2 separate regions of the Homo sapiens genome follow, and region 2 is linked to region 1. The links are chromatin loops, found by intact Hi-C in ENCODE. Cell type or tissue: heart right ventricle. All regions are shown on one strand. Each heading gives the region's core, and the rest is flanking DNA. Links, peaks and the distances in the headings are about the cores only. Region 1 overlaps SYT6 (synaptotagmin 6). Region 2 has its middle 83 kb from the start of OLFML3.

Region 1 (5,375 bases), core at 214-5,213:
ACTATTATCACCACTTTTTACCTGGGGACACTGAAGTACGGAGAGGTTATGCAAGTGGCCCAAGGGCACACAGCTACTAAATGGCACAGCCAGGATGTGGACGGAAGCTTGAGAGCCCCCACTTTCAGCCATGACACCATCCTGCCTCTTGATGACACCTCCTCACTAAATGCTCCAAGATCTTTCCCACCTTCATGACTTCATCTTGTTCTTTCTACCACCTGAAATAACCTCTCCATCCCTCTGACCATCCTGGACAACTCTGATCTTTCCAGGCCAGCTGTCCTGTCACCCCCTCTTGGGTCACCTCCTCTGACTCCCTTGGTCTGGCCTGGGGTTGTGCTCCCATTGCCCTTGGGTGGTAAAGGCCAAGGGAGAAATCTTACAACTGCCCCAAGGCAAAGTCAGGACTTCCGAGAGGAACCCGGCAGGATGTGCTAAACTGCCGGGTGAGGGGCTGCAGGAGGAGAGTGGAGACTGACGCTCTGCCCGCCCCACGTTCCCACAGCTGGCTCAGCTCTCGCCTGGGAGAGAGGAGCTGTGGGAGTGGGCACTCCTTCCTAGGGTGCCGAGAGGGGGCCCCTGCTGTGAACACCGGCCTGGGTGACGTGAGTTGATTCCCTGCTCCGCCTCAGGCCCGGGCTCCTAGGGCTTCAGCAAGAATGCTGGGGGTGTCTGGGGTGGAAGGGTGGGATGTGTCTGTTGTGACGCTCGGGGCTTCCTGCTGGGTGCTGGGGCAGGTTCTGTTTGTTCTGAGTTCCATGCCTGCTTTTACTCTCAAGTGCTTCTCTGCCCCAAGGGCCTTGCAGCATTATGAATAAATGATCAACCAGAATTGAGGCTCCTTATACGAACTCAGTATACTCCAGCTTCACCCTGCAGTGTGGACACAGAGCTAAGGACTGCCCCATGGAGAAGCGGGCACCCCCAAGCCGGTGTGGAGCAGCGGTGCACGGAGGACGTGGGTGAGATCCTTGAGTCTGGGTTTGTCCTAGGGACCCATTGAGACTAAAGCACATCAGCGGGAAGCAAATGTTTCAGCATCTGAGCATCTTCAGAGAAACAGATGGTCTTATTTAGGAAACTTTTTCTCAGCCTCCCCTTCGTGAACCTGCCCTTGAAAAGAGGCTTAGTATTTCACACGCACCATTACTTTTGGGCAAATATCCGTGAGTCAGAACACACTGGGAGGTGCAGATCTCTTCCTAATGACTTTTTAAAGTGAGGGTGGAGAAGAAGAGGGGCTGAGAGAGTGGAAAGGAGCTTGAGAGGAGTGGAGTTTGGAGAAATTTTAGAAGAGATGGCAGTAATGCCTGGTCAAGCCAGGAAGTCTGTGCCGTAGGGTGCTTGTGCCTGAGAGCCCAGAGCCGAGGACCTCACTTCAGATCTGGTCCTTCCACTGTCATCTTCATTAACCACAGGGGTGGTGGGGGTAGTAAAGGGTACATTAATGAAGTTAATGATGAAAATCCATCTTAATTTCTTGTCACAAGTTGTCTTGCCGAGTGGCTGTCAAATAGCTGCCAGTTTCTCCTGGGGAGAGGGCAGACATCTCCCCGTGGTGAGAGATCTGCTCTCTGCCCCTCGCAGGGCTGTGGGGGCTGGGACTCTCAGCAGGAGGGAAGATACCTTGGTCCTGGTTTCCTGATGAGTCTCCTGGGGCAGCTGAGGAATGTTTCTTGCAAACAAGTGCCCTGAGGGGGATGCCAAATAGGCAGGGCTTTGGTCTCAGCCAAAGGCACAGGCCTGCACTGCGTGACAGTGGCTTTAGCTTCATCATCTCTTTGGGGACAGTCACCCTGAAGATTAAGATCTTTCCCCACCTCCTGCTCCCCACACTCCAGAATCTCTGGGTCTTGCCATGGCAAGGTGCTCCATAGAGAAGCTCTTTCCAGCCTTTCACAGAGTTGACTGCCCTGCTCTTGACAACTCCACTTCCTTCCGGTTCTTCTCCCACCTCTCTGGCTGCCTTTTTCAGGTTTCCTGTGCCAGCCTCTTCTCCCATCCCTGCCTCTAAACAGTGAAGTTTGTCAAGCTTTTTCTCTCCTCACTCAGCCATAATGTTAATATCCATCTCCCCACTCATGGCTCCTGAGTTTATGGCCCCTCCGCAGACATCTCTTCTAGACTCCAGACTCATATATCCAAAATGACATGGCCATGTGGCTGGAAATCTAAAACTTCTCAGAGGCTCAAAGTTGCCCTTTTCTGTTTACATTCTCCTCTAATTTTCCCCAACCTGGCCCATCCATCCACCCAGTTGCTCAAGCCAGAAATGAGACATCTTTGTGGACATCTGCCTTCCTCTTTTGGATTTAGATCATCATCAAGCCCTGATAATTCTAACTCCAAATTCCATCTCAAGTCCACCCACCTCTCTCCATCTCCAGTGCCACACGGAGGCCAAAGCCTACCCCCCTGCCAGCATACAGCCGCCTCCTATCTGCCTTCCCTGCTTCCCTTGCTCTCCCGCCCCATTCTCCACACAGCAGCCAGAGTGCTCTTCCCCAGATGGAAAATGGATTGTACCACTCCTTGTTTAAAACCTCCAATGGCATCCCCTTTCACTAGGAATAAAAACAAAAGCACTTATCAAGATCTACAGGGCCCTCCACGAACGGGGCTGACTCTTCAGCCTCCCCCCGTGCCAGGGCTCTCCTCACAGGCTTCCTCAAATGCCCCAGGCTCTTCCTGCCCCATGACTTTGCACTTTCTCTTCCTCTGATTGACCGTTCTTTCCCCAGCTCTTCACATGGCAGAGACCCACTCATCTCAGGCCACTTCCTCCAGCGCCTCCCTCTGCTGCCAACTGTGTTCCCGAAGGACAGATCTGGGTCTGTTTTGCCAGGGCCAGGACAAGGGTGAGGCAAAGCAGGTGCCCAGGTACAAAAGTGAAGGAAGTGCTCACTGTCAGGTTCATGCATGTATCCAAGAGTGAGTGTCCCCTTCCATTCTGCCCCCTGGGTACTTCACTCGCCTCACCCTAATCTCAACCTCATATTTTACTCACCACTGTATTCTCAGTACTGAGCACGGTGCCTGGTGTATAACAGATGCTGACAAGTATTTGTTGAATTAATGAGCAACTCAGCTTTGTGGGGCTCACCTGGTTAAGGTGGCAAAATGAATGGGTGACAAGAGTAGGCCCTTGCTTAACCTCAGCCTCAGCCTCTGGTCTCCCCAGGAGGGTTGCTGTGGTTATTGAGATGGTGTCAGGGTGGAGCCTCATAGGTGTTCCTCAGCGGGTGGGCTGAATATTCCCTGCATTAGAAGCTTGGGAGGTGGAGACTTGATTCCTGAGCTGCGCCCAAGATCTACTGAGTCATCATCTCTGGAGGCGGGGCCTGGATGTTTGCATTATTGACAGGCTTCCCAGATGAGTGTTACATAGCCTCAGTTCGTGATATAAGGCGAGAGATTCTGAGGTTGCCCCAGGTCAGACCCTATTAGAATCTCTGTGACATGGAACATGTCCTAATGCAACTGAAGTCATTAAATATCAGAGCTGCCAAGCAAAAGTTAAGGCATAAAAGGCCTCTTCTCTTTTTTTAGGCACAAGCAAGGGTTCTGAAGGATCGAAGCCATGTGGGCTGCTGGACTGGTCCTGGCCCTCACCACTTACTTCCCTTTGCCTTTTTCCTGTGCACCACATGGCACACTGGGTATATTTTAGAAAGAAGCTGCCTTATCCAAATTTACAGGGTTTAAGAAAATTAGGTATTAAGCAAAGACAGTGTTTCAAAGATATCTGACACCACTCTGTAAATATTCCTTATTGCCATAGATCTCCAAGGATGTGTTCCTGACCAATAAGATCAGCATCACTTGGAACTAATCAGAAACACAAATTCTTGGGCCCTACCCTCACCAGAAGGCAGGGCCAATAATCTATGTTTAACATGCCCCAGGGAAGTCTCAGGAACTGACAACCATTGCTTTTGTCTAGTTGGAAGAACCAATTGAACACGAATACTCTGGACAGGATTTTGAAGTTTCTTCCACTTCTTTGAATCTATTTATTTTGGTGATTAAAGCCAAAGTCAAGAGAGGAGGAGATTAACAGTTATGGAGCATCTACTAGTTTGTAGGCACTATGTTGGGTACTTAACACTTTTTTTTTTTTTTTTGAGTGTCTCGCTCTGTCGCCCAGGCTGGACTGCAGTGGTGCGATCTCGGCTCACTGCAACCTCGGCTTCCTGGATTCAAGCAATTCTCCTGCCTCAGCCTCCCGAGTAGCTGGGATTACAGGTGCATGCCACCATGCCGGGCTGATTTTTGTATTTTTGGTAGAGACGGGGTTTTATCATGTTGGCCAGGCTGGTCTCAAACTCCCGACTTCATGATCTGCCCGCCTCGGCCTCCCTAAGTGCTGGGATTACAGGCATGAGCCACTGCACCCAGCTCTTAACACATATTACGTTCATTTTACTCATACTCTATGCCTGGGAGGAGCGCATAATCATCTCTACATTGTACTGAAACTCATAGAGGTTAAATAACTTGCCTAGGGTCTCATGTGCTAAGCTTGGCTTTGGACTCAGGTTTGTTGACTCTGAAGGTGTTGCTCTTCTCCTCCATCCCACCCAGCCTCCTCTGGGACTGTCCATGCTCCACCCCACTCCACCCCACCTTCTGTCCCTGGTTATTGAGGGTTAGGGCTGCCGAGGACCGTGTAGGTTTTGAAGGTGAAATTTCTTGGTGTTCTGGAAGCAAGAAGCATGAGAGAGAAAGCTCTGAGACTTAGAATATTACCTCCCTTCTGCCTGCCCCCACCTGCCTCTCTTGAAAGAAGATGAATGGATGGTGTCACCCTGCGTTACAGACTATGAGAGGATACATCCTGCTCACTTAAACCTGCTAGTGCAGCACCCTGGCCTCAGCCCGTCATTTCTCACGAAAGTCACCTGTTAAGTCATTCTCTCACCAAGTGCCAAACTGCTGCAGCAGACACTGCCTCAGGGGAAGGAGGGAGGGGGAGAAGCTAGGCCAGCAGGGGCAGAACCCCTGGGCCAAAATTCTTGTCCCCAACGCGGCAGTTCAGTGGAAGAACCCCGGGCCCTCTCTGCACAGATCTTTGTACCTGAGGTCTCTGGGGAGCAGCCACCAGGACTGGGAGGAGGAAACCCACATATGAAAAAGTTTTGAGCCAGTGAAGTGTTTCCCCTGTCTCCTGTAAAGGTGTAGTTATATTCCTCACTGTTATTTCCTTGCTTCCTTAGGTCTTGAGGAAGGGTGAGGAGATGGTCTGTGATCTCTACAGGCTTCTTGGGAGAGTTGAAGGTGTCAGATCTCAAAATTCATTCCCTTGGTGCGGGATATTTAAGGATCAGAGCAAAGCAACTCCCATCACATGCCACTAGGAAGCAAGAGGCCCC
Region 2 (5,375 bases), core at 266-5,265, 52 kb before region 1:
ACTCCTCCCATCTCACCAACTTGAGAGAACACACAGGATGCTCTCTAAATGGTCCTCTAAAGCCCTCTCACTCCAGGATTGAAGGAGGTAACACCCTCCTTCCCCATTTTTAACCCTTTCCCTTGGGTAGAAGAAGTTGACTCTCATAAGATAGCAATAACTCCTTCCAAAGAAATCCTCCATTCTGAAGACTCCCATGTATGCACATTGATATGATTTCGCTCTGTGTCCCCACCCAAATCTCACATTGAATTTTAATCCCCAGTGGTGGAGGAGGGGCCTGGTGGGAGGTGATTTGATCATGGGGGCAGATTTCCTCCTTGCTGTTCTTGTGATAGTAAGTTCTCATGAGATCTGGTTGCTTAAAAGTGTGTAGCACTTCTCTCTTTGCTCTTTCTTCTGGTGGCCACATGAGACTTGCCTGCTTCCCGTTGGCCTTCTGCCATGATTGTAAGTTTCCTGAGGTCTCCTCAGCCATGCTACCTGTATAGCCTGTGAAACTGTTAGTCAATTAAGCTTCTTTTCTTCAGAAATTTCTTCATGGTGGAAGGGATCTCTTCACAGGGCAGCAGGAGACAGAAGAAGTGAGCAAGAGGAAGTACCAAACACTTATAAAACCATCAGATGGTGTAAGAACTCACTATCACAAAACAGCATTGGGGAAACTGCCCCCATGACACAACACCTCCCACCAGGTCTCCCCTCAACACCTGGGGATAACAATTCAAGATAAGATTTGGGTGGGACACAGAGCCAAATAATATCAGCATGGTAAGGTTTATGGGTTTAATTCTAACTGCAAAGGCAAGCTGTTGGGGGGCAGGAGGGTTGAAGCAGGGAATGACCTGATCAATTTATATTTTAAAGAGGATAATCAATGACATGAAAAGAAAGAAGGGAGGACTACTATTGAATGAAAGAGGCTTAATGGACATAAGCAAACACTATGTTTAGATTTAGTTTGGATCCTTATTGAAACAAACTAATTGTAAAAAGAGATCTTTGAGATGACCTAGGAAATTTGAATATGGGCTTGGTATTAGATAGGTTATATTACATAATTATCATTTATTTTGTTAAGTGTGATAATAGCATGCTTTGGGGCTAAAAGAAAGTCTGTTAAGCATATACTGAGAGTGACAAAAAGACAAACAAGAAATAAGAAAGTCTGTATTAGTTGGAGATGTGGAAGTGGCAATGTGGAAGTGGCAATGGGTGATGTGTTATGATGACTAGGATTTGCTTTATTTCAGAAAATAATTAAATAATTGGGGCTTTATTATACTATACTTTTATATATATTTTTAAAATGCATATTAAAAATTACAAAGGAAAGGATCTGTCTGTTGTGTGGAGAATGCACTGCGGGGGAAAGAGTGGAAGCAGAGACCAGTTAGGAGCCCTTACAGCAAGCCAAAGAGAGGGGAGAGATGATGGTGACTTAAAGTGGTAGTCATGGCAGTGGCAGCCTGTCTGGAGTTGCCACTGCCATCATGCCAGCTGCAGCAGGGAGGTGTGGCTGGGGCTGCCCACTCCATGGAGCCAGCAGGAGCTGGGGACAAGTGGGAGCCCTGCCCCTTCAGGCCAGAGAGGGCCTGAAGGCTGGGTGGGGGCCAGGCTGCCAGTCCCACAGACCAGAGTGGGAGCTTGTGGTGCCTCTTTTGGGCCTGCCCATGGCTGCCCAGGGACCAATCAGCATGCACTTCCTCCCCACTGAGGCTCATAAAAGCCCTGGGCTCAGCCAAAGCTGAGCAGATGTCAGGATGACCAGCTGCAGAGAGGAGCTACCACTCCAGGGCCTCCTCTGAACCATTCAGTCACTCAATAAAGCTTCTCTTTGCTTTGCTTACCATCCACTTGTCCATGTACCTCATTCTTCCTGGACTCAAGACAAGAACTTGGGACCTGCTGAATGGCAAGGCTGAAAGGGCTATAACACAAACAGGGCTGAAACATGCCCCTTGCTCACCACATTGCAGGTAAAGAGAAGGAGAGAAGAGCTGCAGCCCTATGGGGAGCCCAGACATGGGAACTCCCCGAGCCAGAGCTGTGACTCACTCTTTGGGGCCTTGTGGTTCCTGGAATCTCCAAGCTTCTGGTTGCTGCTGTGTTTCCCAGTGGCAGTTGTGGAAGCTGCTTGCTGTGCACCTGATCCAGCTGCAGCCCTGCAGAGAGTCTGCACCCATACTATCACCTGGAGCTGCCTGTCCCCTGTAGCAGCTGGCATGCCTGATTGTGTGCAGTGCCAGACCCCATGCTTGCTTGCTTACATACTCCTCACCGCTCCATGCCTGGCTCCCCCTTGGCAGGTGTGGGATCCAGGCTGGTATCATGAGCTGAGTGCAGTGTGCCAGGCTGAGTGGGTGGAATGAGTCCAGTGGGTCTGAGCAAAACTTGGGCAAAGGTAACACTGATCACGGAGGTTTCCGGCCAGAAGAGTGACACCCCAAAAACCCTGCAATGGTAGGAGTTGGGTTGGAGCTGGAAATGGAGATAGTTTAGAGATAGAGCCAACAGCACTTGTAGATTGGATGTGAGAGATATAATAGTGGCCCAGCTAAGACTAAAATGAAAGTGACTTTGAGCACAATGTGAGGCCCATTTTTCCATACTAGGGCTTGCATTCTCAAATTAATCCCCACCAGATTAAAGGATGATGGGAAAACGGGGAACTAATACATATATATCTATCTAAATCTATCTATCTATCTATGTATCTATGTATCTATCTATCTATCTATCTATCTATCTATCTATCTATCTATCTATCTATATTTTGAGATAGAGTCTTGCTCTGTTGCCTAGGCTGGAGTGCAGTGGTGCAATCTCAGCTCACTGCAACCTCCACTTCCAGGGTTCAGGTTGATCCTCCCACCTTAGACTCCAGAGTAGCTGGGACTACAGGTGCATGCCACCACACCCACCTAATTAATTTTTTGTAAAGCCAGGGTTTCACCATGTTGCCCAGGTTGGTCTCAAACTTCTGAGCTCAAGCGATCTGCCTGCCTCTGCCTCCAAAGTGCTGGGATTTCAGGCATGCACCACTGCACCCAGCCATCTTCAAATTATGTATGTCTTAAATTAAATTTACATTCTTGGAATTGGGGCTGGGCTGAGCCCAATTTAGCAGGGCAAGGGCTAAGACGTTTGAAATAGCTGGAAATTCTGTAACTCTGCAAGGCAGACAGCTGGAAGAAATTACTTCCTGTTAAAAATTGTAGTTCTCAGTCATCGGGTAAAACCCTTGCCTTATCAGCTCCTGGGATTAATGATTTTTTTTCACACTAGGCCATACCACAGTGCATTTCAACAGTGGATCCCAGAAACACAGATCCTTAATTTACTTTTGGTTAGCTCAATTATGCAAACACGTGTTTAGCTGCTAGAACGACTTTGTCCGCATTTAGGGAGCTTTAATTCAACTACAAGTACTGGAACCAGCAAAGGAACTCCTGACTGTCTGAGATCTGCCCAGCGGCAAAGCTGTTTGTTGTAGCTATTTGTTTTTTGCGTCACTTTTTTCTTTTCCTTTCTGTATGACTGGTACTACAAATGGAGATGTGCATCTGTTACTGTGGATCTGTCAATGGCTTAGGTTTTCTGGACATAATCTTATTTAATTGAGCCAGGTCTTTTTTTCCTAAGTTTTTTCCCTACATGTGAAGCATTTTGTTGTTGTTGTTAAAGTGCTCTAATGTCTTAGTACTAAACTAATAATAAAAATGACAACAGTAACAAATAGTGCTCTTATTGATCATCAAGAGAGTAGGCTCTGAATGGTAATTGGAATACAGCTGGAACAGGGCCGTATGGAGTGGCAGACCTCATCCCTCATAGGCAGCAGCAGCTAAGCCCATTCTGTATTCTACACCCTCCCTGACCCTTGATTTCTACTTGGCCTACCTCACCATGTTGTTCTATGGAAAATCAGGCCACCCCGTACCTAACCTTTCCCTGGCCAATATTTAGCAGCTTACTGAGCCTGTTGTATTGTATCTAATCCTTGCTTAGCCCAGCCATATGCACTACCATTAGGGAACATCATAAATCATCATTTAAGGATCATAATATCCACTCTACTTGCCAGAGGACCAAGTCATCCATTCCCTTGTATCTAAGTGGCAGTTGCAAACTCCTGGAATAGATTCCTCATTGTCTTCCTATCAGCTTCAGCATCTCCTGTCTCAAATGTCACTACTCATAGCACATTTTTCTTTAGAACATGCTCATTCTTGTGATTTCTTTTCTGACAGAGATAGATACCTGCTGCCCAGCTGTGTTGCTTATGGATTTCCCCAATAGGAGTCAGTACTAGACACTTGCCAACAGGCAAGTCACTTAATATATTTGAATTACATTTCCTTCTTAGGTAAATAAGAGTGACATTCCTCTTTCTTTCTTTCTTGGCATTGTGTCTGAGCTGGGAAGACTTTATGTCAGGTTTGCTGGGATGATCCAATGAGACACAACTTGTGAATATCCTTTACAAAATAGAAGACCCTGAATAAAAGCTAGCAATTATTGTAATAACAAAGAAGTGCTTACAGATAAATGTGTCTCTTTTATTCAACAAACCTGTATTGAATATGTGTCAAGTACGATGATCAAAAAGACTCAGTCCCTGCCTTTAAGAAATTTAACGTCTTGGGGTATATACAGATAAAGAAATAGGCACTTACAATACAGAGTGATAAGAACTATGATAATGCTAAATCCCTTATGAGAGTGCACAGAAAACACATATAATGTAGACTAAGAGAGGTCAGGGAAGGCTTCCTGAGAGGTGCAGAGCATGAACAAAGGTGAGCTGAAAGAAAAACTGGAAAATGTGGCTTCTGGGAACTGTAAATTGCTCAGCCTAGCTCTATCTCAGAGTGAAGTCAAGTGGAAAGACTGGAGAGGTAAGTGAAGGCTAAATTATGGAGGGTTTTGAACATTGGAACACTACTGAAAGGTTTTAAGCAGAGAGAGACATGATCAGATGTGTCTGAATATCATATGTTTTGGAAGGAGAAAGATGGAATGAGGGAGATTGGTTAGAAGGCTATTGGGATTAACTAGCGATGAGATTATAATAGCATAATCTAATTCTGGTGGTTTCAAGACAGGTAGATGAATTCAAGAGATATTTGGCAGGAAAAATCAGTAAACTTTGATGTTTAATTAGATGTGGGGAATAGAGTAGAAAACATAGTGGAGGGTAGCACCCTCATTTCTAGTTTGGAGAACCATATGGATGGTGATGCCATTCACTGAGATTGGGATCATGGAAGGAGAAGAGTTGGGGTACGGAAAGATTATAATCTCAGTTTGGGTTGTGACTCTTTTTCAGGGACTATGGATTCCAAGTAGAGATATGTATAATATATGGATAT

What was found. A loop is a pair of places that touch in the nucleus more often than their neighbours do. Peaks named below come from ENCODE experiments on the same cell type or tissue, not always from the same donor. Only the 100,000 strongest peaks of a DNase experiment are listed, where the experiment ranks them.
Region 2: a loop joins it to region 1, with 5 times the contacts of the local background. A loop is called at or near these places in 1 of 110 quality-filtered maps.

The regions. Positions count from the first base shown.
Region 1 is chr1:114,111,312-114,116,686 of GRCh38, forward strand. The region is part of intron 3 of SYT6 (synaptotagmin 6); the gene reads right to left. Among named protein-coding and RNA genes, the nearest start is that of SYT6, 40 kb to the right of the region's middle. In heart right ventricle, for the core only: no CTCF peak of the experiment used is centred there; a DNase peak (open chromatin) is centred at 2,732.
Region 2 is chr1:114,059,572-114,064,946 of GRCh38, forward strand. No RefSeq gene overlaps it. Among named protein-coding and RNA genes, the nearest start is that of OLFML3, 83 kb to the left of the region's middle. In heart right ventricle, for the core only: no CTCF peak of the experiment used is centred there; no DNase peak of the experiment used is centred there.